Regions from separate parts of the Homo sapiens genome. Here regions 2, 3, 4 and 5 are each linked to region 1. The links are chromatin loops, found by intact Hi-C in ENCODE. Cell type or tissue: endothelial cell of umbilical vein. All regions are shown on one strand.

The links. Hi-C counts contacts between places; a loop is a spot of excess contacts. Peaks named below come from ENCODE experiments on the same cell type or tissue, not always from the same donor. Only the 100,000 strongest peaks of a DNase experiment are listed, where the experiment ranks them.
Region 2: it touches region 1 in a loop (6-fold over the local background); 2 of 110 quality-filtered maps call a loop at or near these places.
Region 3: it touches region 1 in a loop (6-fold over the local background); 12 of 110 quality-filtered maps call a loop at or near these places.
Region 4: it touches region 1 in a loop (17-fold over the local background); 13 of 110 quality-filtered maps call a loop at or near these places.
Region 5: a loop joins it to region 1, with 18 times the contacts of the local background. A loop is called at or near these places in 4 of 110 quality-filtered maps.

What each region holds. Positions count from the first base shown.
Region 1 is chr1:228,391,319-228,396,318 of GRCh38, forward strand. It overlaps TRIM11 (tripartite motif containing 11), which reads right to left. Exons shown (of 6, transcript NM_145214.3): 6 at 2,358-3,934. The coding sequence ends at 3,387. TRIM11-AS1 (TRIM11 antisense RNA 1) reads left to right here and starts at 2,972. Exons shown (of 3, transcript NR_199157.1): 1 at 2,972-3,130; 2 at 4,393-4,488. RefSeq lists enhancers at 1-229, 230-785. In endothelial cell of umbilical vein, a CTCF peak has its summit at 2,293 (motif pointing left); a DNase peak (open chromatin) is centred at 2,283.
Region 2 is chr1:228,234,749-228,239,748 of GRCh38, forward strand. The region is part of intron 10 of OBSCN (obscurin, cytoskeletal calmodulin and titin-interacting RhoGEF); the gene reads left to right. Among named protein-coding and RNA genes, the nearest start is that of OBSCN-AS1, 24 kb to the left of the region's middle. In endothelial cell of umbilical vein, a CTCF peak has its summit at 2,223 (motif pointing right); a DNase peak (open chromatin) is centred at 2,243.
Region 3 is chr1:228,224,355-228,229,354 of GRCh38, forward strand. It overlaps OBSCN (obscurin, cytoskeletal calmodulin and titin-interacting RhoGEF), which reads left to right. Exons shown (of 116, transcript NM_001386125.1): 10 at 105-380. Among named protein-coding and RNA genes, the nearest start is that of OBSCN-AS1, 13 kb to the left of the region's middle. In endothelial cell of umbilical vein, a CTCF peak has its summit at 3,062 (motif pointing right); no DNase peak of the experiment used is centred here.
Region 4 is chr1:228,263,284-228,268,283 of GRCh38, forward strand. OBSCN (obscurin, cytoskeletal calmodulin and titin-interacting RhoGEF) reads left to right here. Exons shown (of 116, transcript NM_001386125.1): 18 at 833-1,108. LOC124904535 (a long non-coding RNA gene) reads right to left here. Exons shown (of 3, transcript XR_007066916.1): 3 at 3,058-5,000. Among named protein-coding and RNA genes, the nearest start is that of OBSCN-AS1, 52 kb to the left of the region's middle. In endothelial cell of umbilical vein, a CTCF peak has its summit at 2,065 (motif pointing right); no DNase peak of the experiment used is centred here.
Region 5 is chr1:227,997,648-228,002,647 of GRCh38, forward strand. No RefSeq gene overlaps it. Among named protein-coding and RNA genes, the nearest start is that of WNT3A, 6.8 kb to the right of the region's middle. RefSeq lists silencers at 1,853-1,912, 1,953-2,002. In endothelial cell of umbilical vein, a CTCF peak has its summit at 1,899; a DNase peak (open chromatin) is centred at 1,904.

The sequences.
Region 1 (5,000 bases):
AGGGAAAGCACAGGGATCCGGGGCACGGCGGGGACAAAGCTCCACACCAGCACCAGGAGGCCTTCCTCCAGATGGCAGGGTTGCCCAAGCGAACACAGGGCACCTGGGAAGGGACAGGACATGGGAGGCGTGGAAGCAAACAGGGTGTGCGGGGCTTCTCTGGGTGCCTGGAGTGCACGGGGCTGGGTGTGGGGTGACCAGAGGCTCCGGGCACTGCTAACATGGGAGGCAATGGGCTCCGTGGCCACCCAGGGCATAAGGGGATCTAGGGTGCGTGGGTGACCCATGGGCCCTGGGGGGTCTGCTCACTGGGAGGCTGCAGGTGTGGGAGGATGGCATTGGGCACACAGGGGGCATGTGGTGGGCAAGGGTGAGATGGGGAGGGTGCAGCATGCAAGATGGGCACTGGGGTGCAGGGGGCTCAAGGGCGCAGGGGGGCACCAGGACGGTTGGGTGCTGCACAGGTGGTGCTGGGCACCCTGCATGCAGCCCACGGCATGACAATGTCCCGCAGCTCTTGGGACATCATGGGCACTCTGAGGGTGGCCAGCTACTGTCAGGTGGGCACAGCAGGTGTGGAGGAGAACATGCAATGGGAGCCTGCACAACAACCCTGTCTTTGGACCATGCTTGACGGTGCATTGGTGATGTACTGTGCAGACCTCCAGACCTGGTCCCATTGCAGAGGGCCTAATCTCATTCATGAGGGCACCACTTTCATGAACTAATTACATCCCCAAAGCCCCATCTCCTCATAACATGAACTTGCGGTGAGGATTTCAACATATGAATTTGGGGGAACCTAAATATTTGGTCAACTGCAAGCTGCACACAGTGGGGCTCCCTGACAGTGCAGGACACAGTTGTTCAGGCCGTTCACTGTCACCTCCTCTGAGAGACTGGCTCCCTGCTCAGGGTCCTGCATGTTCCCATCATCTTTCCACTGCCTGGAAGCATGGGTGACACCCACAGGGCCTCAGCACTCAGCAGGGGGACATCCGGAAAGATGAGTCATGAAGTCTGCCCTTCTCTTATGGAGTGTGCAGCTTTATTTTAAAGCTATGGCCAGAACTATCCTGGGTGCACACCCGTGGTCTCACCCACAAGGCTGCCCCCGGCTGTTACCACCAGCCAGATGGGCTCTCCGCTCTTTGCTCAGGTGTATGGTCCTTATGTGGAGCTGCTGAAGGAATTGTTTTTTGAGATAACCTGGTAAATGTTTCGTGTTCCACTGTGCTTCATTACAGTCTCCTGAGTATCATTTATTTAGTCATTCTCCCATTCTTGTCTTTTTTTTTGGTAGGGGGATAGGTGGCATTACCTAATACCATGTTGAACAAGATCAGCAATTCTGAGGTGGCGGGGGCTGCCTCACTCCAGGAGGCACAAACGCAGCAGACGGAGTCTTCAATTGGAGGGAAGCCCTGGACACAGCCGCTTGGAAACAGGCTATGGCAATACTCACCGCACCAGGCCTGGTGGCTCAGCCTGAAATCCCAGCACTTTGGAGGCCAAGATGGGTAGATCGCTTGAGCCCAGGAGTTTGAGACCAGCCTGGCCAATAGTGAGATTCCCACCTCTCCAAAAAAAAAAAAAATTAGTTGGGTATGGTGGTGTGCGCCTGTAGTCCCTCCCAGCTACTTGGGAGGCTGAGGCAGGAGGATCTCTTGAGCCCAGGAGTTCAATACCAGCTTGTATAACATGGCAAAACCCCATCTTTACAAAAATTAGCTGGGCATGGCCCCATCTGTAGCGTGCACCTGTAGTCCCAGCTACCCGAAAGGCTGAGGTGTGAGGATCAGCTGAGCCTGGGAAGTCGAGGCTGCAGTGAGTGAGCCGTGATTGCACCACTGCACTCCAGCATGGGTGACCCTGTCTCAAAAAACAACAAACAAACAAACAAAAACCCCACCCCAACACAGAGAAATGCCCAGTCCCCTGGTTTCCACTCAGACTTCTCTTTGTTGCAGCTGAATGAAACTGCTGATCTTGTTCAACATGGTATTACATAATGCCCCCCCAGGCCCCTGCCAAAAAAAAGACAAGAATGGGAGAGTGACTGAATAAATGATAATCAGGAGACTACTCGTTAAGCACAATGGAATGCAGGAAACATTTACCAGGATATCTCGAAAAAAACATTCCGGCAATAGCTCCACATAAGGAACATATATATTGAGCACAGAAAGTGGAGAGCCCATCTGTGCCTGGGTGTGGGAAGTGGCTGCCCGTCCCGGCCCTTACTTTGCCTGAGCTTCCCGCCTGCCCCGTCAACAGCCTCCCTGGGGCTCTGCCCTCTGCTGGGCAGTGGGGCACCCGCTATTGTTCCTGGACTAAGCAGGCACCAGCAGGATGACTTGTAGACAACAGCCAAAGTTTATTTAACGTGGGAATGCTTACAATAAATAAAGCAGAGGGGTAAAGAGAAACAGAACAGTACCTTGAGGACAAAGAAACCCCAAACCCAACACAAAAATCAACTCCTGCCTTCTTCTGTATGCCCCAGGCTCTGAGAAGCCACTGTTCCTCCCCAGGGTAGAGAGACTGCAAGGCCGGCGGCCAGCAGTGCACATCCCCAAGCAGCAGCTGGGACCCTGGGTCCTGAGGGGCCACTGGAGACCTAGGAAGCCTTTGCAAGGGCAAAACCCAATGGCAACATGCCCACGAAAGCTTCAAGTCAGAACGTGGGCCTGCAAAAGACATTTCTGGGCTCTGCTCTCTCCTCTAGGCCCACACACCTGCTGAACAGACATCTGTGCCCAGGCACCTCCCAGAAGCCCCTTTATTATAGGACATCTACTCTCTGTTCCTGTCCTCACTGGCCCCTCCCATCATCTCTCTGAAGACTCTTATTATGGCTGCCTCCTAATTCTTCCAGAGCAGCCACACCCAGGACTGTGACGGGCTCTCACCCACTGTGGGGTCACAGACAGGCATGGGGCTGGCTCCCATCCCAGCTGCCTCCCCCAGCATCTTCAGAGGTGGGGTACACAAGACTTTCAGGGGGCTGGCAAAGCTGCAGGAACTGTGCAGCTTAGGTGAACCCTGGATTCTGCAAGCCCCAGTGGAGTTTTCTCAGCTTCTGGAACCACAGGCCAGAGCTGCCGGGGCAATGGGGCTCCCAGCTTTGGTAAGGGCTGTTGGCATTAAGTGGCACCCGGTGGCTGGAGGGGTCTCCCAGGGAGGACGGAGCCTGCCCCACACTCTCCCACAGTTTCCTGGAGTGCTAGAATTGGGGTTCTCCCACGCAGGCTCAGAAAGGCACCAGGAGTTCCTCCTCTTGCTCAAAGGACACACTCCCTCCTCCCAGGTCCTCCAAGTGGCCAAAACACTCAGTGGCCTGGAGGGGCAGGAGAGGCAACAGGACTCCTCCAGGAGGGCCCGAGTCACTGGGGAGCCAGGGTGTCCCCGGACCCACCTTTCGGCCGGCAGATAGTCATCGGGGTCGGGCTGCTGGACAGGGGTGAGAAGAGGGGCCGCAGCGTCCCCGAGAAGGGGATCTCGGGAAAGATGAATAGCAGTGACCCATCGGTGGCACTGTAGAAAGAGAGATGTCCAGCCTCGTAGTCCAGAAAGATCCCCACGCGCCTGGGTGGGTCCCGGAGTGGAGCCAAGGCCCGTTCCGAGGAATTGTAATAGCTCCCCAGGAAGACCAGGATCCAGAAGCCGTTGCCCGCGGACAGCTCGCCCTTCTCCTTCCTGTTCACGTTCTCCCTGCACACCCCCAGGGCCCAGCTGGTGCGGTCCCCAACCTCCACCTCCCAGTAGTGGCGGCCTGAGGTGAAGCGCTCCTGGCCCAGCACGCAGGGGCCGGGGTCAAAGCGCTCTGGGCTGTCCGGCAGGGCCTGCCGTAGGTCCCCCCGCTGCACGCTCCGCCTGTCTTCAGACAGGATCAGCTCAGGGTTGGCGGTGTCCGGGTCCAAGGTCACGTCCCCTGCAGAGAGAGGCCCAAGGTCACCCAGGCACAGCCACAGGCAAGCTGGGGCCATCTGCCCATGTCCTGGGCATGTAGGTACAATCCTCCCAGTCGGACGGCCTGGCTCTCTGCCCTGGGCCTGTAGCCTCACAACCTCCTGGAGTAACTAACTGTCTCCAAGTGGACATCCTCTCCCCACTTAGCTACGTCCAGTTGCAACTTACAATGTCCTACAAATTGGTCCATGTTTTGCCTTCAGATATCAAGAGGGAATCTTGGTTGCTTTTTTTTTTTTTTTTAAAGAGGCAGGGTCTTGCTCTGTGGCCCCAGGCTGCAGTGCAGTGGTGCGATCATGGCTCACTGCAGCCTTGATCTCCTGGGCTCAAATGATCCTCCCGCCTCAGATCCTCCCAAGCTGCTGGGATTACAGGCGTGTGCCACCATGGCTGGCTCATTTTTTTGTTTTTTATTTGTAGAGATGGGAGTCTTGCTATGTTTCCCGGGTTGGTCTTGAACTGATGGCCTCAAGCAATCCTCCCGCCTGAGCCTCTCAAAGTGCTGGGATTACAGAGGTGAGCCAATGCATCCAGTCTGTTTTTCCTTTCAATCTCCAAATGAAGGATGTGAATTAGGGCAGCTGTCCCAACCCTGACCACTCCGATTTCAGATCTATCCACCTCTGGAGGCCTGCACACAGTTCCTACACAACAGGCTCCTGACCTGCTAGCAAGAGCTGAGGATAGTACTTCCTTTGGGTGACTGTGATACAAGACTCAGATTTGGGTTTTGTGCCCAGTTCCTGGCGCAGAGCTCACAGAACCCTGGGAATTTCCTGACTGATAGAAGCATCTTGTGCTATCATAAGATGCCCCTTTCCATCACACCTGAGTTGATGCCACTGCAGTGGCTGAGGTGGGGACCTGAGAGCCCAGCATAAGGCCAGCCACCAGAAAGACCAATCCTGTCAGTAGAGGGCGGGAACACTCAGCCCCAGCCTCTGACCTCAGGAAGGGGAAAGGGGTCTGAGGTTGAGCCCCATCACCAATGACCAATGATTTAATCAATCATAACCATGTAATGGAAC
Region 2 (5,000 bases), 160 kb before region 1:
TTCTGCTGTTGTTGGGTGGATCCTACCAGTGTCACTTAGGTCATGATGGCTCATGGTTCAGTTCATCTGTATCCTTGATGCTTTTCTGTCTGCCAGTTTTATCAGTTATTGAGAGAAGAGTGTTGAAATCCTCAGCTATGATTGTGGATTTGTCTGTTTTTACTTTCAGTGCTATCGATTTTTGCAGCATGTATTTTGAAGTTACATTGTGAAGATCATTTTGTCTTCTTTGCAAACTGACATCTTTATCCTTATGTAATGTCCCTCTTTCTCCCTGGTAATTTTCTTTGTTCTGAAATTTTCGTTGTTTGATATTAATATGAACAAACAATCCAGACTTGTATTATTAGTGTTTGTATTACATGTATTTTGCCATTCTTGTACTTTGAACCTGCCCATATAATTATATTGGAGGTGAGTTTCTTGTAGATAACATGTAGTTGGCTCACTACTTTCCAACTGATAATCTCTGTCCTACTATGGATGTATTTATTCTATTTTCATTTATGTTGTGATTAATATATTTGGATCCAGGTTGACTATTTTATTACATTTTTCTGTTTTTTCCCCTTTTTTTCGGTTCTTCTGTTTCAACTTTTCTGCCCATTTTGGGTTATTTAGATTTTTTTTTTTAGTATTTCTTTTTAATGTATCTATTGTGATTTTTTTTGGTCACCTATGGATTGCACTTAACATACTTAACTCTTCATCATCTACTTAAGATCAGTATTTTATCACCTCCACTGGAATAGAGAACTCCTACCATCACATAGGTCTCTTTTACTCCCTGACCTTTAAATTATTATGGTAGTTATCTTACGTATTATCTCTACATTCACTGAAAACCTCATCAGATAATATAATTTTTGTTTTTTAACTATGAAATTTATTTTAAAGAACTCAAGAGGAGGAATATAATCTGTTTTATTTGCCTAGATGTTCAGCATTTCTGTTACTCTTGCCTCATTCCTGCTGTTGCAAGTTTCCCTGAGATATCATTTCCCTTCTGTCTGAAGGACATCCTTTAGCAATTCTTTTAGAGCAGCTCTGCCATCAGTGCATCTTCTTAGTTTTCCTTTATTCAGAATGTGTCTATTTCACCTGCATTCCTGAAAGATATTTTTGGAAAATTGAGAATTCTGGGTTGATGGTTCTTTTCTTTTAGCACTTGAAAAAATGTTCCACTTATTCTGGCCTTCATGATTAAAAAAATATTTAATTGACAAATAAAGATTGAATATATTTAAGCTGTACAACATCATGATTTTACACACACACACACACACACACACACACACACACACACAGGGTGAGAAATTAACAGTCATTCAAACTGTTCCCCTACAAATAATGTGTTGGTCTTCTCTGCTTGCTTTCAAAATTTTTTTCTTTGTCTTTAATTTTTAACTCTTTTAAAATGATACATGTGGGTGTGGATTTTTTGGGGTTTATTCTGTTTGGGGCTTGCCAAATTCATCTAATCTGGTTTATGTCTTCTTCCAAATTTGGGAGATTTTTAGTCATTATTTCTTCAGATTATTGTTTCTGAACTATATTTTATCTTCTGCTTCTAGGGATAATGACTTCAATGTTAGATCTTTCAGAATCATCTTACAGGTCCCTGAGGCTCTGTTTTTTTGTTTTGTTTTAAATCCCTTTCTCTCTGTTGTTTGGATTGGATAATTTCTATTGATCTGTCTTCAATTTCACTAACTTTCTTCTGTTATTGATATTCAACTATTGAGCCTATACAGTGAATTATTTCAATTACTATCTTTTCTTCTTATAAACTTTCCACTCAGTTTTTCTTTATATCTTCTCTTTCTTTGCTGAGACTTTTTAATGTTCCCATTCCTTTCAAGGGTATTTGCTTTTACTTGTTGAAGCATTTTTGTATTAACTGCTTGAAAATCGTCAGATAATTCCAGCATTGGTGTCATCTTGACGGTGGTATCTGTTGGTAGTCTTTTCATGTGCATGCTACTTGATTCTTCCTATGCCCCGTAATTTCAGATGGTGTCCTGGGTATTTTGAAGACTATGTTACATGACTTCAGGTCTTCTTTACATACTAGGGGAATGTTGATTTTTTTTTTCAAGCTGGAAATCAGCCTAGTTGACTTCTGTGGGTTGATGTCTTCAAAGCCTGTGTGGTTTGATCTGTCCTGCCCGTGCACCTCCTGTGGTCGTGTGTATGTGGGCAGTGCTTTGTCCCCGAGTACAGTGATGTGTGCCTCTAGGGGGAGCCCTGGAGTTCTTGAACAACTTTGTGTTCTATTTTTCGAGCATCTCCCTTTCCAGGATCCTCTCCAGGACTTTCTGCTTTCCTGGAGCTTGCCTTTCAGTTCTACAGACAAAAAACTGGAGCTTTGTGTTTGCTGCCCTGATCCTGCTTCTTATGGTTGCAACTGTATGTGCCAGAGCTGAGCGCCAGGAGGACAGAGAAAAAAAAAATCAACAGTGCTTACCCTTGAGATCAGAGCCCCTTCCATTGAAGAGGAGTGTTTCCCTTTTTTTTTTTTTTTTTTTTTGAGATGGAGTCTCGCTCTGTCACCCAGGCTGTAGTGCAGTGGCACAATCTTGGCTCACTGCAACCTCCACCTCCTGGGTTCAAGTGATTCTCCTGCCTCAGCCTCCCAAGTATCTGGGACTACAGGCACCTGCTACCACACCCGACTAATTTGTATTTTTTGCTTTTTGATTTTTTTTTTTTTAATTGAGACAGGGTCTCACTCTGTTGCCCAGGCTGGAGTGCAGTGGTGCGATCTTGGCTCACTGCAACCTCTGCCTCCCAGGTTCAAGTGATTCTCCTGTCTCAGCCTCCCGAGTAGCTGGGATTACAGGCATGTGCCACCATGCCTGGCTAATTTTTGTGTTTTTAGTAGAGACGGGATTTTGCCATGTTAGCCAGGCTGATCAGGTGATCCATCCGCCTCAGCCTCCCAAAGTGCTAGGATTACAGGCGTGAGCCACTGTGCCTGGCCACATATGGCTAATTTTTGTATTTTTAGTAGAGGCGGGGTTTCACCATGTGGCTAGGCTGGTCTTGAACTAACCTCAAATGATCCACCCACTTCAACCTCCCAAAGTGCTGGGATTACTGGCATGAGCCATTGTGCCTGGACAGAGTGTTTCCTTTATCAGGAGTTTAGTTGTTCACACCTGCATGGTCTGGGGTGTGAGAAAGAAGAAGAAACAGGGGTGTCTTCTGTCCTCTCTGAGCACTTGTGCTTCCCTCTTCCATACCTTGAGGGAGGCTACAGGATTCACTGGGAGCCCGCTCTGCACAAATGCCCGCCTCTGGGTTTTGGGTGCACAGGTCATGGGATGAAGGGTGCTGGGACTTTGAATGCTGTTCCTCTGCCGCCCCCATCCACCTGCTGCTCTCCTTTCTGAGTGTTCAGATAGCAGCTCCTTGGTCTCACAGGTGAGATGTGGGGTGTGCACCTCCAAGAGTGGAGCCACCAGTAGGTGCTTTTGAAAACTGCAAGTTTTATTATAAATATGCAAATGAACCCAGACCTTGGCATTTCTTGCGTGAGACAAGTCTAAGCATCCTTGCGAGGGTATTTGTATCTCATTCAGGCGAATGTCGCAGGTAAACCACCAGGTAGGTAGCTGGGGACCTGATTCAGTGGCTTAGCTGCACTGAGGGGCCACCGAGACTGCTGCATGCCTCCTCCCTAGTGCAGCTGCAGGCAGGCAGTCACCTGTGCACTCACACACACATGCATGCATACAGTGCACTTACACACACATACTCTCACACACGCCTACACATACATGTGCACACACATGCTCACAATGCACTCATATGCACACACACATTCTAACATGCACACCTACACACACATGCACTCACACGTATGAATGTACACACATGCACACGTGCACTCACATGCACCTACACACACTTGCACAACATACACATGCACTCACACATACACCACCCACACATGAACACACACACATATAAACTCACACACACACACTTGCACATACATGCATACATATCCCAACAACACATTTACATATGCATAAATACATTTAAATACACACAAACAACACACAAGACATATATACACACACATACATAGACACACACAAACCTAAACATAATACACACACAATACCTACATATGCACTCACCTACATATATACACGCACAGACACCTCACTCCCACATACACCTATATACACATATACCCCCATACACACTTATACCATATACATACATTCAAACACATGTACACTTGCACACATACATATACACATTTAAACACATATACACAAACGTACACACATGTGCATACACATGCTTCATCTCATACACACAAATACATGCATGATACACATACACATGAAAACACACTTAAACATACACACTTGCTCATACATATTACATACACATATTAAAACACATTCCCATTCTCAAACACATCCACATGCAGTGTGATTGTGAGTGATTTTGTGAAGTGCATATCAAAGAGACACAGTTTCCCTGAAAGTACTTTGTGAGTCCTTCTCTAAAGCAAACATAACAAATGTCAAAGAGCTTGGGGAAGCCCTCCCTTGGTGATCAGGCAGATTCGAGGGCCATGGAATGAGCAGCAGATGTAGCTGCCCAGCTGGTTGAGTATGCTGCGGCTGTGTGACTGGATTTGCATCTGTGCTCATGCTTAGAGGTGCTCATGCGGGATGCTGGTCTGCCACATGCCCAGTGCTAGCACCGCTGCTGAAGACACGTTGCTGACAGGCTGCTGTGTGGGTCCTTGCAAGATCCTCGCAGTGCCTGAATCCATACCCGGGTCCCTGAGAACATCTGGCTGCAGAGGTTCGGCTCTGGGACTCCTCAGCATGCTCAGTGAGGCGGTAACACTTAGTCAACTTGGTTTAAAAACACAGCAGCTCTTTTAGTGATCGTTTTGAAGACAGGTGTGGACTTGGAGGTGCATTTGAAAGCTGGTGTCCACTCACTTGGGCTGTCCTGTACACCTCCGG
Region 3 (5,000 bases), 170 kb before region 1:
AGCCCGTCATCAGTGGGCTCCAGCCTGAGCAGCCTCTGCATCTGAAACTTTAGTTTCTGTGCTCTGGAGTCTCTGACTGTGCATCCTTCCCTGTCCATCCCCAGAGCCCAAGGTGGTGTTTGCTAAGGAGCAGCTGGCACGCAGGAAGCTGCAGGCAGAGGCAGGAGCCAGTGCCACACTGAGCTGCGAGGTGGCCCAGGCCCAGACGGAGGTGACGTGGTACAAGGATGGGAAGAAGCTGAGCTCCAGCTCGAAAGTGTGCATGGAGGCCACAGGCTGCACGCGCAGGCTGGTTGTGCAGCAGGCAGGCCAGGCGGATGCCGGGGAGTATAGCTGCGAGGCTGGGGGCCAGCGGCTCTCCTTCCATCTGGATGTCAAAGGTCAGTTGATAGAGCAGACATTTGAGCATCTCATGGGAGCAGGTCTGGGGGCAGTGTTTCAGCGTAGGCTGGGACAGTGCTTGGCGGCCTCCTGAGGGCCTGTTTCAGTTAATTATCTGCTGCTGTGTAACAGATCACTCCAAACTTAGAGGCCTGAAAGAATGATCAGTTTACCTGTCACCATTCTGCAGGTTGAGAATTTGGTCAGGGCTCAGCAGGGGTGGCTCATCTGTATTTCATGTGGTGTTGGCTGGGGCTGGGGGATCTGACTGGCCTCATTGGTGCACCTGACTGAGGTCCAAGCTGGGATGGCTCCAGTGGATGGGGGATGGCCAGGACAATGGACCTGTCTCTTCTTGTGCTGTCAGCTGGCTTCATTTCCATGCCTGCAACCTCATTCCTCCATGGTTGCTCTCTTTTTGGACTTCTTTCCATGGTGACTGGATTCTTTTCCTAGGGAATGGTAGAAACTATGAGGCTTGTTAAGCTGGGTTCTCAGGACTCCCAGAGTGTTACTTTCCCCCATGTCCTGTTGCTCAAAGCTAAGCATAAGGCCAGCTTAGTCTGCAGGAACTAGGGTGTAGAGAAGTAGACCCTACTGTCAGTGGGGGAGTGGCATGTCCTGTTGTAGAACATTGTGCACCCAGGGTGTCTTGACTCATCACAACCTTTTTAACAGTCTATCATAAGGACATGGGATCTGTTTAATTCTCTGCCATCCTGAACATGTTACCTTTTTCTTTCAAATGCTTGCCTCATGGTCACAAGGTGGCTTCCATAGCTCCAGCCATCATGTTCAAGATGGGAAGATGTGGAAAGGGTGTGTATTAGTTTTTTTGTTTTCTGCTTATTTTTTTAACTGCTTTGTAACAAATTATCACCAACTTAGTGGCTTGAAACAATGCTCACTGAGTAGCTCACAGTTCTGTAAGTCAGAAGTGCAGGCGTGGCGTGCCTGGGTTCTCTGTTCAGGGTCTCAGAAGCTGAAGTCAGGTGCCTGCTGATTAGTTCTCTTGGTTCCTATTTCCAGCTTACCCAATTTGTTGGCAGAATTCAGTTCCTTGCAATTGTGGGTCTGTGAGCCCATGGGTCCAAGGCCCTATTTCTTGGCTGGCTGTCAGCCAGGGAGCTGCTGTCAGATCCTAGAGGCCACCTCATTCTTTGCCATGTGGCCTTCATCGTCAGGCCAGTAATGGGTAATCTCCCTTGTGTCAAGTCACTCTCAGACTTCAAATCTCTTTTGCCAGGGAAGAGACCCCTCCCATTTATGGCCTCACCTGATTAGGTCCAGCCCACTCAAGGTCATCATCCTTTCGAGGAACTTAAAGTCAACTGATATGAGACCTCATTCCATCTGCAGGCTTCCTTCACAGCAGCACCTAGATTTAGTGTTTGGGCATTCTTAGAATTCTGCCTCCCTCATTATGGATGTTTCTGGCTGTCTCTTCTGTTTGGAAAACAAAAACTTTTCTTGAAGTTGGGAGTACACCAACCCCCATGCCTCCCTGACTTGGTGGGGGTCTTGCAAGACCTTGCTCAGCTCCAGGTAGCCTGGAGAATGTGCCTATGGCCTTATAGCCTTGGCAGGGGGACGTAGAGGAGGAGGAGGTGGACCTGGGATGGGAGAAGCTGGCCTGGGACTGGCCCCACAGCCCATACCCCACAGCCTGGGTTTCCACCCCTTTCTGAGGCAGGCTGGCGGTAGGATCGGTGCATGTGTGGGGTCATACTGCCACGTGTGTCTCATTCCTGTCTGTCTGCTGAGTGACCTTGGGTGAGTTGTTGATGTTGTATCATCCCCAAATTCACATCCACCTAGAACCTCAGAATGGGGCCTCATTTGGAAACAGGGTCTTTGCAGATGTAATTAAGTAAAGCACCTTGTGATGAGGTCATGGACTAGGGTGGGCCCTGAATCCAGTGACACTGTCCTTAGGCAGACCGGGAGACACACACAGAGGAGGCAACCATGGGAGATGGAGGCTGACTCTGGAGTGATGCGGCCACAAGCCCAGAGACTCCGGGAGCCCCCAGGAGCTGGGAGAGGCAGGGTGGGTCCTCCCCTAGAGCCTCCTGAGGGAGCACAGCCCTGCTACACCTTGATCTCAGATTTCTGGCCTCCAGAACTGTAAGAGGATGATTTTCTGTCATTCTGAGCCACTTAGCTTATGGTGAGCTCTTACGGCAGCCCCCAGAAACTCAGACAGTTGGCCTCTCTGTGCCTCAGTTTCCTCATCTGTAACATGGGATTCATGATTGTGGCATCTGGGGACTGTGCTTGTGTAGGGCACTGTGAATTATAGCTGCTGGGATTGGGTTTTGGGGGATAAATAGGTCAAGGAAGGAGGGCAGGGCCAGCTTGGTGGTGTAGACACTGGCTAGCCTTCACCCCAGAGGGCCGTGGTGCAGGGTGGGAGGGGACAGAGGTGTGCCAGGCTGCAGGAGCTCAGAGGCACTAGCTGCCAGCAGAGTGGGCACCAGGGTGTCTGGAAAGGTGTCAGTGGCAGTGGCTCATCCAGCCTGTTTCCCTGTCTGTAAAATGCGGATCCCAAAGTGCACCCAGCTCTTAGGGCAGGAGAGGGGATTAACATGAGATGGTGCTTGGCAGGGGTGCACTAATTGCTTTATCCCATCTTCCTGCTGCTGTTTTTATCCCTAGGGTGACACACGACTCAGACACTAGGGGGCCCAGGCTTGCACATCTGCGGGCTCTGTCACATTTGTGCTCCAGGGAGAGAAGCAGACAATGTCTGCAGCGTGGGCCAGGGGTCCTGTGTGGCCACACAGAGGAATGCTGACGTTCAGCAAGTGCCTGGGTCCATGAGGGCTGCTAGAGCAGAACACCATAGCCTGGGTGGCTCAGGAACCACGGAAGTGTGAAGTGTGCTGCTTGCAGCTCTGGAGGTCAGAAGTCCAAGAGCAAGGTGCCAGCAGATTCCGTGTCTGGTGAGGCCGCTTCCTGTTTCATAGACGGTGCCTTCTAACTGAGTCTTCACAGTGGAAGGGGTGAGGGAGCTTTTGAGGTCTCTTTTATAAGGGCATTGATCTCATTCATGACCCAAGTGATTCCTAAAGGCTCCTCCTCCTAACACCATGACCTTGGGGATAAGGATTTCAACGTGGGAATTTTGGGGGCCACAGACATTCCAACCATAGCAGTGAGAATGTGGGAGCTAGGTTTTGTGATGCTCTCAGGGTTTTACCCCAAAGGCAGGACTGGCAGGCTAGCGTGTTCTCTGTGTAAGTGCTTTTGTTAAATTGACTTCTTAACATATTGTATCACGCCTATCTGCTGTTCGTGGAATGTTGTGTCCCCTCCACAGTTTATGTTGAAACTTAGTCCCCTGAGCAACAGTATTAAGAGGGGGCCTTTGGGAGGTGATTAGGCGTCGAAGGCTCCACCCTCGCGAATGGATGAGTACCCCTAGATTATAAAAGGGCAAGTTCACCACTTCCATCCTGTCTCGCATGTGAGACACAGCAATAATGTGCTGTCTTGGAAGCAGAGAGCAGCCCTCACCAGGCAGCTGAACCTGCTGGCACCTTTTCATTTGTTTGGTTTTTGAGACAGGGTCCTGCTCTGTCACCCAGACTGGAGTGCAGTGGTGTGACCATGACTCACTGCAGCCTCGACCGCCTGGGCTCAAGCAGTCCTCCCGCCTCAGCCTCCTGAGTAGCTGGAACTACAGGCACGTGCCACCATACCTGGCTAATTTTCTCAATTTTTTGTTTGTAGAGATGGGGTCTTGCTATGTTGCCCAGGCTGATCTCAAACTTCTGGGCTCAAGCAATCCTCCCACCTCAGCTTCCCAAAGTGCTGAGATTACAGGAATGAACCACTGTACCGGACCTGACTGATTTTTTAGAGTACGTAATTCAAGTAACATAAAATTCACCCTTTTACAGTGTACGATTTGGTGGTTTTTAGGTTGCGTAACCACACCACAGTCTAATTCCAGAACATTTTCATCAACCCTAAAAGAAACTCTATGCCCCTTCATAGTCACTCCCCATTCCCCTTCTCCTCAGCACTTAGCAACCACTAATGTGCTTTTTGTCTCCCTGGATTTGCCTGTTCCGGACATTTCATTTAAACAGAATCATATAATATGTGGCCTTTTATGTCTGTCTTTTTTTTACTGGGCATGATGTTTTCAAGGCTCATGATGTTGTAACATGTATCAGTACTTCCTTTTCATAGCTGAGTCACATTCCATTGTATGAACAGATCACATTTTGTTTATCTATGCATCAGTGGACAGGCATTTGAACTGTTGCCACTCTGGCAACTATACATAATGCTGCTATAAACGTTTGTATGCAGGCTTTGTGTGAATGTATGTTGTCAGTTCTCTTGAGTAGATACCTAAAGAGTAGGGTTGCCAGGTCATACGATAATATTATTTACCTTAGTGAGGAACTGTCAGACTGTTTTCTAGAGTGGCTGCACCATTTTACATTCTTCAATCAGCAATGTATGAAGGTTCCAGTTTCTCTACATCCTCACCAACTCTTCTTGTTTTTATTTATTTATATTTTATTTATTCTTTTTTTAGAGACAGGGTCTCACTCTATTGCCCAGGCTGGAATGCAACGGTGTGATCATGGTTCACTGTAGCA
Region 4 (5,000 bases), 130 kb before region 1:
CGTGGTGGCTCATGCCTGTAACCCAAACGCTTTGGGAGGCCAAGGCAGGAGGATTGCTTGAGCCCTGGAATTTGAGACCAGTCTGGGCAACATAGCAAGACCCTGCCTCTAGAAAATGAAAAATTAAAGAGCTAGGCATAGTGGTACATGCCTGTAGTCCCAAGCTCCTTGGGAGGTTGAGTTGGGAGGATGTCTTGAGCCTAAGGATTGAGCCTGCAGTGGGCTATGATCACACCAATGCACTCTAGCGTGGGCGACAGAGTGAGACCCTGTCTCAAAAAAAAAAAAAAAAAGAAAGAAAGAAAATTGGGCAAAACACTTTAATAGTGACATCACAGAAGAGTGAAGACTCCGTCCCCAAACCATCAGAAGGTGCCCAGCTTGACAGTCCTCCCGACAGGGACCCAGGAAGCCACAGGAGGCCCAGGCCCTCTCCGAAGAGGCCAGAGCTGACCCTCCTGACAGTGGCAGGAGCGGGAGTCTCAGACTCTGGGGCCCTGGGGTGAGGACGTGCCCTGCACAGTCCCCTGGGGAGACCCCGGCACATCCATGAGCGGAGATGTGCAGGTGTCAGGACCCCAGTCCCTGCCCTGGAGGATCTGTCATGGCGGCCCTGCCTGGGGCAGCCCTTGGTGCCGTGCGAAATGGAAGGAGAAACTGTGTTCCTTGTGCTGGGAGGTGGTGGGGCTTCTCCTGACCACACAGCCAGTGCAGAGCCTGAGGCTGGTGAAGGTTCTCTTGCTCCCTCCTCCCTGCCCAGGCCTTCTCTCCCCAGTGCTGCCTTCCTGACCTTGATGGTGGTGGTCACCCTATGCATCCCTGCCTTCCCCAGAGCCCAAGGCGGTGTTTGCCAAGGAGCAGCCAGCGAGCAGGGAGGTGCAGGCTGAGGCGGGGACCAGTGCCACGCTGAGCTGCGAGGTGGCCCAGGCCCAGACAGAGGTGACGTGGTACAAGGACGGGAAGAAACTGAGCTCCAGCTCGAAAGTGCGAATGGAGGCCGTGGGCTGCACACGGAGGCTGGTGGTGCAGGAGGCAGGCCAGGCGGACGCCGGGGAGTACAGCTGCAAGGCCGGGGATCAGCGGCTGTCCTTCCACCTGCACGTGGCAGGTCAGTGCTTTGGAGGTCCTGAGGAGCCTCTTCAGAGGTGATGGTGCTTCTGGCTCGTAGCCCCAGCATATCTCTGTGCACTTTCCTTCAGCCTTCATGTCTCGGGCTTCCCATCTTTCCACTCCCATTTCCATCCCTGTGGCTGGGCCAAGGGAGGGGTGTGCATGGGAGGGAGAGGGGCTGTTCCTGCAAACCCGGAGGCATGTTTGTACTTGGTAGTGCGCAGTCACACCTGCGGGGCACCTTCCTGGTTTTCTTAGTGTCCAAGGAGGCTCGCTGCCCCTGGCACTGGGGGTTGAGGTGGACCGGGTGTCTGTCACATGCACAGAGGTGAATGTGCTGTTGTTGAATGTCTGGTAGCTCCTGAGTCCTCACCCTATGGAGCATATGGCTCTTGCCAGGGGGAGGGGAGATGCCTCCATTTCATCCAACCAAGATCATGGGAGTTTTCAGTCACCGAATTGTCCTTGGAATTTTCCCAAAACTAAAATTTGGCTTATCATAGTTTTAGAGAAAGGGGAACACTCTTCCCTCTTCCCATATGTTACAAAATGTAGATCCCTGATTTGTTGTGATTGTGTGAATCGTAAGGAGTGGCGCCCCAGTGGAGATGTGCCTGCAGTGCATCCATGGGCTTAGAATACTATTTCTAAAACAAAGCATGTTTTCCTTTTGTCCTCAATTGGAGTATTTGGTGTCAGTGTTCTTGTAGTTTGATTTAGAAATGGAAAAGAATAAGTAGAGTAGGTGACACCACCACACTTCGTCAAAGGCGAGTTCCCTTCATAGCAGCCTCTGTTTGACATGTGTATTTACTTTATAGAATTTCCTAATGGTTACTGTGTTTGAGCCTCCATGGCTGCTTCATAGAGAAGTCTGAGAAACAAATTTATTTTCCTTTCATTAAGACAGTCTTACTGTCCAGTAACCCTGGCTGTAGGTACTACACTGACCTCTAGATGCCACCACATAACAGTTTGTTATTGCATCAGCATAGAGTGGTTTTGGGGGTGTATATACACCCAAAACCTCACTCTGTATTTTTGTCAAATTTTAAGAGAATATGACAAATTATTTTATAGAAATACATTTGTGGTAATAAATTTTATAGTAATAAATTTGAAAATATTGACAATTTGGCCAGTTCCTAGAAATATATCAAAAGTGACACAAAAATAAGTAGATAACTCTAGTAGTCCTAGAAACTTAAAAAAATGGAACCATGAAAACCATCTGCTCATAGCAAAAGATGTAAGCCTGGTGGCTCTAATTGCTAAATTATACTAAATATTTAGGAAAGAAATTATTCTATGTTCATACAGATTCTTCTACTAGGGAACAGAAAAGCAGATATACTCCCCAGATAGTCTTGTAGAAACATGATATAGCCTAGGGCAGTGGCTCATGCCTGTAATCCCAACACTTTGGGAGGCCAAGGTAGAAGGATCACTTGAGCTCAGGAGTTCGAGATCATCCTGGGCAACATAGCAAAACCCTGTCTCTAAAAAACAATTAAAAAATTAGCTGGGTGTTGTAGTGGGTGCCTGTAAGTCCTAGCTACTTGGGAGGCTGAGGTGGGAGGACTGCTTGAGCCCAGGAGGTTGAGGTTATAGTGAACTATGATGGCACCACTGCACTCCAGCTAGGTCAACAGATTGAGACTCTTGTCTCAAAAAAGAAAAAAAAAGAAAAATAAGAAATATAATATGGATATCAAAATATGACAAGGAATGTTAACAAGGATTAAAATTTTAGACCAATCTATTATGGATATCAAGGCAAAATATTAGCAACTGAATTTAGCTATCTATCAAGAGGATAAGACCCTCTAAGGAAGGATGTAGTCCCAGAATGCAAGGCTGGTTTAGTTTTAGAAACAAGTGCATCTATATAAAGGATGATGGAATTGGATGCAATGAAAAAATTATGTGATCTCAATAAATACAGAATACAATGTTTGATTAAATTTAATATTAAAGTTCAGAGGTAATATTTGATAAAATTCAGCATCAATTCATGCCATGAAATTCTTAACAAATTATAAAGTATCGTTCTTTAATCTGGTCAGTGGTACTGCAGAAAACACCAGGTAACTGCATATTTAAAGAGAACCTTGAAAGCTTTGCCTTTGAGATAGGAATCAGCACGTAGAAGCCAACCATCCCAACTTCCATTCAGCACTGTACAGCAGAGAAAGGAGGAAAAGAAAAGAAAAGGTATAACACTTGGAGAAAAACATAAGTGGGATTCACAGATTATATGAGTATCAATTCAGAAAATCCAAAAGATAGATAAATAATAAGATAAATAATAAGTTATAACAAATAATATGAGAGTTGAGAAACATCACATAGAAATTCAACATGCAGAATACACATATATATGTATGTATGTATATACGCATACACACACACACTAGCAACACAGTTGTAAAATGAAATTTTAAAAGATTTACAAGAGCGTGAAAAGCATCAAGTATAGTAAAGATGTCTGATACCTCAGTGGAGGAAAATTGTCAGATATTTTTGTTGTTGAGTCAGGATCTCACTCTGTCACCCAGAGTGGAGTTCAGTCGTGCAATCATGGCTCACTGCAGCCTCAACCTCCTGGGCTCAAGAGATCCTCCCACCTCGGCCTCCTGACTTGATGAGAATACAGGCGTGCACCACCATGCCTAGCTAATTTTTTAAGGAATTTTTTTGGTAGCGACAGGGTCTCACTATTTCGCCCAGGCTGGGCTCAAACTCCTGACCTCAAGCAATCCTCCCACCTCAGCCTCCCAAAGTGCTGGGATTACAGGTGTGAGCCACTGTGCCTGGCCATTGTGAAACATTTTTGACAGACAGTAAGAAGACCTAAATAAATAGAAACCCATGGAAGACTCAAATATGTTAATGCCCAGTCAAAACCCAAGCAAATGTTTCTCTTTGGGGAGGTGAACGTTGAGAAGCAGATTCTGAAGGCCAAGTGGAGTAACACACTCTTGAAGAGCCACTTGTGAGCATTTGTCTACCAGATATCAAGAACATTCAGCTGCAGGAATGGAGACAGCCAGGCACAACACAAGGACAGTTGTCAGACCAAAGGGACAGAATCGTGAGCTCATGATCAGACCCAAATACATGGATTCTCCCTTTTATTGCTTCTTGTTTTTTTTGTGTGTGTGTGTTTTGTGTGTTTTTTTTTTAACCTTCACACCTGCACAGGCAGTGGAGAAAGGATGATCTTCTAAAAAAAAAATAGTTCTTTGATTGTTTAACCTTACAAAAATTTAGACTAGTAACTTATTTCACACTGAAAAGTGAGTTCCAGGAAGGTTAGAGGCCACAGAGTATAAAAGGTAAAACCATAAAGCCTCTAGATGCTAACATAGATTGCTAAAAACTTCAGGGAAAGGAAAGATTTCTTAAAACTAAACAGTGGAACAATGGTATATTTAACTACATTAAAACTAAAACTTTAATTTGTCAAGACATCATTTGAGAGCGAAAAGGCCGGTCAAGGACATGGGTAAGATGTTTACAAATACACAGTTATCATTTGCTAGCATTTAAAATATATAAAGAGTTCCTAAAAATAAGGAAGGAAAAGACAGAAAAGGCTACTGAAAATTGGACAGAAGCCTGAAGAGCGACACCCCAGAAGAGCTGACGTAATGGCCAGAAGTGGTGGAAAGGGCTCCACCTTGCATGTCACCAGGCAATGCATGACAAAGCCCAGGCCTTCCCCGCAGAGGCCAACGCTGACCCTCCTGACAGTGGCAGGACTGGAAGCCTCAGTACTCTGGGGCCCTGCAGTGAGGACACGCCCTGCCCAGTCCCATGGGGAGACCCTAGCATATCCTTGAAGGGAGCTGTGTAAGCATTAGGAACCCAGTCCCTGCACTGGAGGA
Region 5 (5,000 bases), 390 kb before region 1:
ATTAAAGAGTTGGAAATACTCATGAGTATCTCATGAGGCCAGAATTACCCTAATGCCCAAATCAGACAAAGACATTATAAGGAAAAAAAATTCTAGATCAGTACTTCTCAGGAACATAGATGCAAAAGTTCTTAACCAAGTTTTAGCATATCCAATCCAACAATATATAAAGAGGATGATACACCATGAGCAAGTGGGATTTATCCCAGGAATGCAAGGTTAGTTTAATATTTGAATATAAATTAATGCAATTCACTATATTAATTGGCTAAATAAAAACATATAATTGTCTCAATAGATGCAGAAAAATCATTTAATAAATTCCAATATTTATATAAAAACTCTCAGCAGATTAGAACTAGCTGTGAACTGCCTAAACCTGATAAGTGGCATCTATGAAAAACTTCAGCTCACATCACACTTTAATAAAACACTGTGTGTTTCCTCCCTAAACATCAAGAACAACACAAGCACATCCACTCTCACCACTTTTATTTGACACTGTCCTGGAGTTTCTAGCTAGTGCAATAAGACAAGAAAAAGAAATGAAAGGCATCTAGAATTTAAAGGAAGAGGTAACCTGTCTTTATTCACAGGTAACACAATTGTTTATATGGAAAACGCCAACAAATCTACAAAAAAGAATAAGTCTGCTGGAACTAATAAGTGAACTTAGGACAGTTGCAGGAAACAACATCAATGTACTAAAAGTCAGCACTTGCAACAAAACATGGAAATGGAAAGAAATAATACCACTTTAAATAGCTGATAGCTTCTGGACTAAGAGGAAGCTGCAGGTAGAGGGGGCAGGTGGAAGATTTAGGAGAGTATGGAGGTGGTTGCTGAGCCTGATATGAGAAGAACCTGGACAGAACAGGAACAAATGCTTTGCCGAAGCTTCTGGACCCACTGGGCTGGAGGACAACCAGCAAGGAACAGCAAGGAAGGAACCAGCAAGGAAGCTTCTGGACCCGTTGGGTTGGAGGACAACCTCAGCAACCCTCTGAGGAGGGAGAGACAGAAACTCTCTGCAGAGACTGCAGGTTGTGACACAGAAGCTGATGGCCTCGATTTCCCTCCATGAAATGGGACAGTAGGGTGCCGTTGACAGTCAGAAAGGGTGTGCAGGAGGTGGATGCTAGGGAGGAAGCCCACAAAGGGGCTGATGGACTGGCCTTGTAAGAAACAAAACATCATGTCTCCTTGGAGCCATGTCTCCTGTGCCTCGCCAGGGACAGTGGGCCCCAGCTTCTTCGACCAGGGAAGATGGCAGTCAATGGATACCCCAATGGCTTTTTCTCTTCACCTGTTCCCCCCACTCTCCTGTTCCCTAGAACCATGTTCCCACATAAACCACCTGCACTCACTACTTGTATCATGTTCTAAAAATCCCACCATGTCCCTGGAGCTCAGGATCTTCAAGGCCAAGGGGAGGCCCTAAAGGTGAAGTTGGGGGTGAACCAGAGTGAAGGAGAGCATCTCCAGTGATGAGGGAGTCCAAGACCCATGATCCTGGGTGATGGGGGTGGACAGGAGGAGCGTGACTGTCAAGCTGCCCAGGCCCAGGCCCATGTGTGAACAGCAGCCCTGTGAATCTTGCTCTTGGCCTCTGAGCCTTGGCTCTGGCTTATGCTCCAAAGATGGTGACACTGCATCTCCTGTGGTCTCAGGGATCAGCTGGGTCATGCAGGTTTCAGCAGGGGTTGTGGTCACCACTATTCCCATGAGAGAGGTCATACCCACAATGTAAAATCCCACTTGGGCTGCAGGACAGCCAAGGGCTAGGGAGGAGGCGCCGCTCATGTCACCCACAACCTTGCCCAGAAGGGGCACTGCCTCTAGGGGAAGATTGGACCCAGGCACCCCTTCAGTGCCGCCCTCCTCTGGCATCTCCACTTGGTGGCAGTATTGGCCCAGAAGCGGAACTCCAGCAAGCAGCCACCAACCGGTCCCTAAGAGCTGCTGTGGCAGCAAAACTTAGCTCTTTCCCAACAGGAAAGTCTGGGGAGTCTATTGCCCTCATTTCACAGGGAAGTAAGTTATGGCCTGGGAACCAGGATTCTGGATAATTAATCTGCAGGATTCCAGAACTCCATGATACTGTGATTTTTTTTTTTTTTTTTTTGAGTAGTGGTCTCTCTCTGTCACCCAAGCTGGAGTGCAGTGGCACAGTCATGGCTCACTGCAGCCTCGAACTTGTGGCCTCAACCAGTCCTCTCACCTCAGCCTCCTGAATAGCTGGGACTACAGGTGCATACCACCATACTCAGCTAATTTTTTATAGAGACGGAGTCTCACTATGTTGCCCAGGCTGGTCTCAAACTCCTGGGTTCAAGAGATCTGCTGGCCCCAGCCTCCCAAAGCACTAGAATTACAGGCATGAACTACCTGTCTGGCCCATTGTGATTTTTTTTTAATTCTCAAATTTGATTTTCTTATGGTTCTAAGACTCTCCATCTATGGGTCCATGCTTGAAGAACCATAAGATTCTAAGATCAGAGGGTTCTACTGACTCAGTTCCCCTGCATCCTATAATTCTGTGTTTGGATGATTCCAGCATTTCATGGCCATTTCATGGGATCAACCAGGATTAACCACATGGCTAAAGGGAGAGGCTGATGGCCCTACTTCCATGGTTCCCAGATTCCATCTTCTCTTCCTCATAGGGAGGTCCACAATTCCCCACATATCACCAGGCCACCTGCAAGGAGAGCAGGTCCAAGAAGTCACCTTGCAATGAGAATGAGATCGTGTGCCTCCTACATCATGCCCTAAGGGAGAGAGGACAGCATGGAGCTAGGAGGTGGATGGCTGGGGTGTCAACTGAGAAAGACATGCCTGTTGGACCCCAGAGTTGACTTTTATGGCATCCAAGAGCTGCCTGTGAGAACACACATGGTTTGATTTGTGAAGGGATGTTCACACAACCATCATGCGTCAGCCTTCTCAAAGGTGGCGTTCGTAGCACAGCATGCGAAGGGCTTTGAGTCAACAGACATTCCTGGAAAGAAAGCAGTGTGGGGGTATGGAAGGATCCCTGGAGGCTGGGACCTGGAGACCAGGGTCTTTCCTGCGGGCCCATTGCTCCTTCCACTTTGCCTTGAGCCCACTCTTTCCATACAAGGAGAGGCTGACCTAAGGTTCCAGTTGCTTTCATCAGGTGGGATCTGGTGAAGGGTCAAAATGGAACTCTAAGATGGGTAGTTGAAGGGGTGACACCCGAGGAGAGAGTGATGTCTCAAAACAGACTGAATTATTTCCCAAAGAGGTGCCCCAAGCCCCTGCAAATGCACTCTCTAGGAAGTCTGGCCACTGGGCCCCTTGCCCTCGTCCCACAGGGCAGCTCAGAAAGGCAAGCTCATGAGGACCGGCTCGTGTCCACCTACCCCCCTCATTGCCTACAAGGACTCCCGAGCATGCCCCCCATCCTGGCGCAATCTTCTGCCCTGGAGCCAGGAAAGGATGGCCTTCTGAGTTGGAGTCCTGCAGTCGGTCTTCCAGTCTTGGAGGGAAACATATACTCTACAAATGGTGAGCCTCGGAGAGAGCCCAGCCCTGCTGTGCTGCCTCCAGGAGGTTCAGGCGGCTATGCCTCCTCATTCAGCCTCACTGAGCCTTTTCCACTTCCAGAACATGGTGAAATTCACTTCCCTCTGACCACACAGTGCTTGGTGGATCACCGGGCACACAGTGGGCCTACAGTGGGCATGGTAGTCGCTGTCATCACTCCGCTCCAGGAGCCTTCAAGAAATCATCTCATCTGACAACCCACATTTACCATAAGGACCTTTTGGAGGCCAGGCGCAGGGGCTCACCCCTGTAACCCCACAGTTTGGGAGGCCAAGGCAAGAGGATTGCTTGAGCCCAGGAGTTAGAAACTACAGTGAACTATGATGGCACCACTGCACTCCAGCCTGGGCGACGGAGTGAGACCCTGTCTCAAACAAATAAAAAAGAACCTTCCGGAGAACTGAAGGAAAGTGGAAATTTGATAAGAGATCTGGGCTGGAGAGGAGAAAAGTCTTTTAAAATATAAATATAACGGCAAGCTCAGAAAGATAGATACAGGGCAATGGTAAGAAGCAGACAGGTAACCAGATTGGGCTAGTGGGAGATGCTCATTGAGACAAGCAGTGCAGTGGTGTGCCACTGTGAGGGGGAAACGGGGATGGTGCCCCCGCCATCCTGCTTTGTGACTGGCGTGCACGGCAAGGGGGCAGAGCAACAACTTCTGTGGGCTGGACCTGCCCTGGGCAGGGGCCACGGGGAGGCCACAGACTCCGGTCTGAATAAATACACAGCAGGAACCCAGAGCTGTGGATATGTAGACCCCACACACAGCCTCCCACAGAGGGCAGGTAACCCACAGGAAGACAGACAGCCCTGAGCTCACAGCCATACCTGCAAAGCCCTGCCAGGACATACCCACATCAGTAATGTCCACGGGGGCTCTCATGGTGATATTAACGCGGAGGAGGTAATTCCCACAGTGCCTGAGCTGAACAATGCCAACAAAGGTGGAGACGGGGCGGAGGGACAGACAAGGAATGTAGAGAGGGGCTGCAGACAGGAAGAGCAACTCACAACTGTGCAGGAGGGCTCATCGGCTGTGACAGGAAAACACACAGAGACTGATAGAAAGACAGGACAGCCATAGACAGGAGGTGGGAGGCAGACAGGTCTGTGGCCCAGAGACCCTGTCTCACCACAGCAGCTTTGGGGAAGCAGGTGGCCACGTCATTTTCCTTGTCTCTGTTTGGCTGACCTGTGCATCTCAGGCCCAGCCCTGGCTGCTGTTTTTCCAGCTGCAGTTCCCAAACTGTGTGCTAAGGCACCCTGGGACGCCACAGCAAATTCCCAGGGTGTTGCAGAATATCACGCCTGTAATCCTAGCTCTTTGGGAGGCCAAAGTGGGAGGATCACTTGAGCCCAGGAGTTCAAGACCTGCCTGGGCAACATGGTAAGGCCCTCGTCCCTGCAAAAAAAATTTGTTTTAAAGA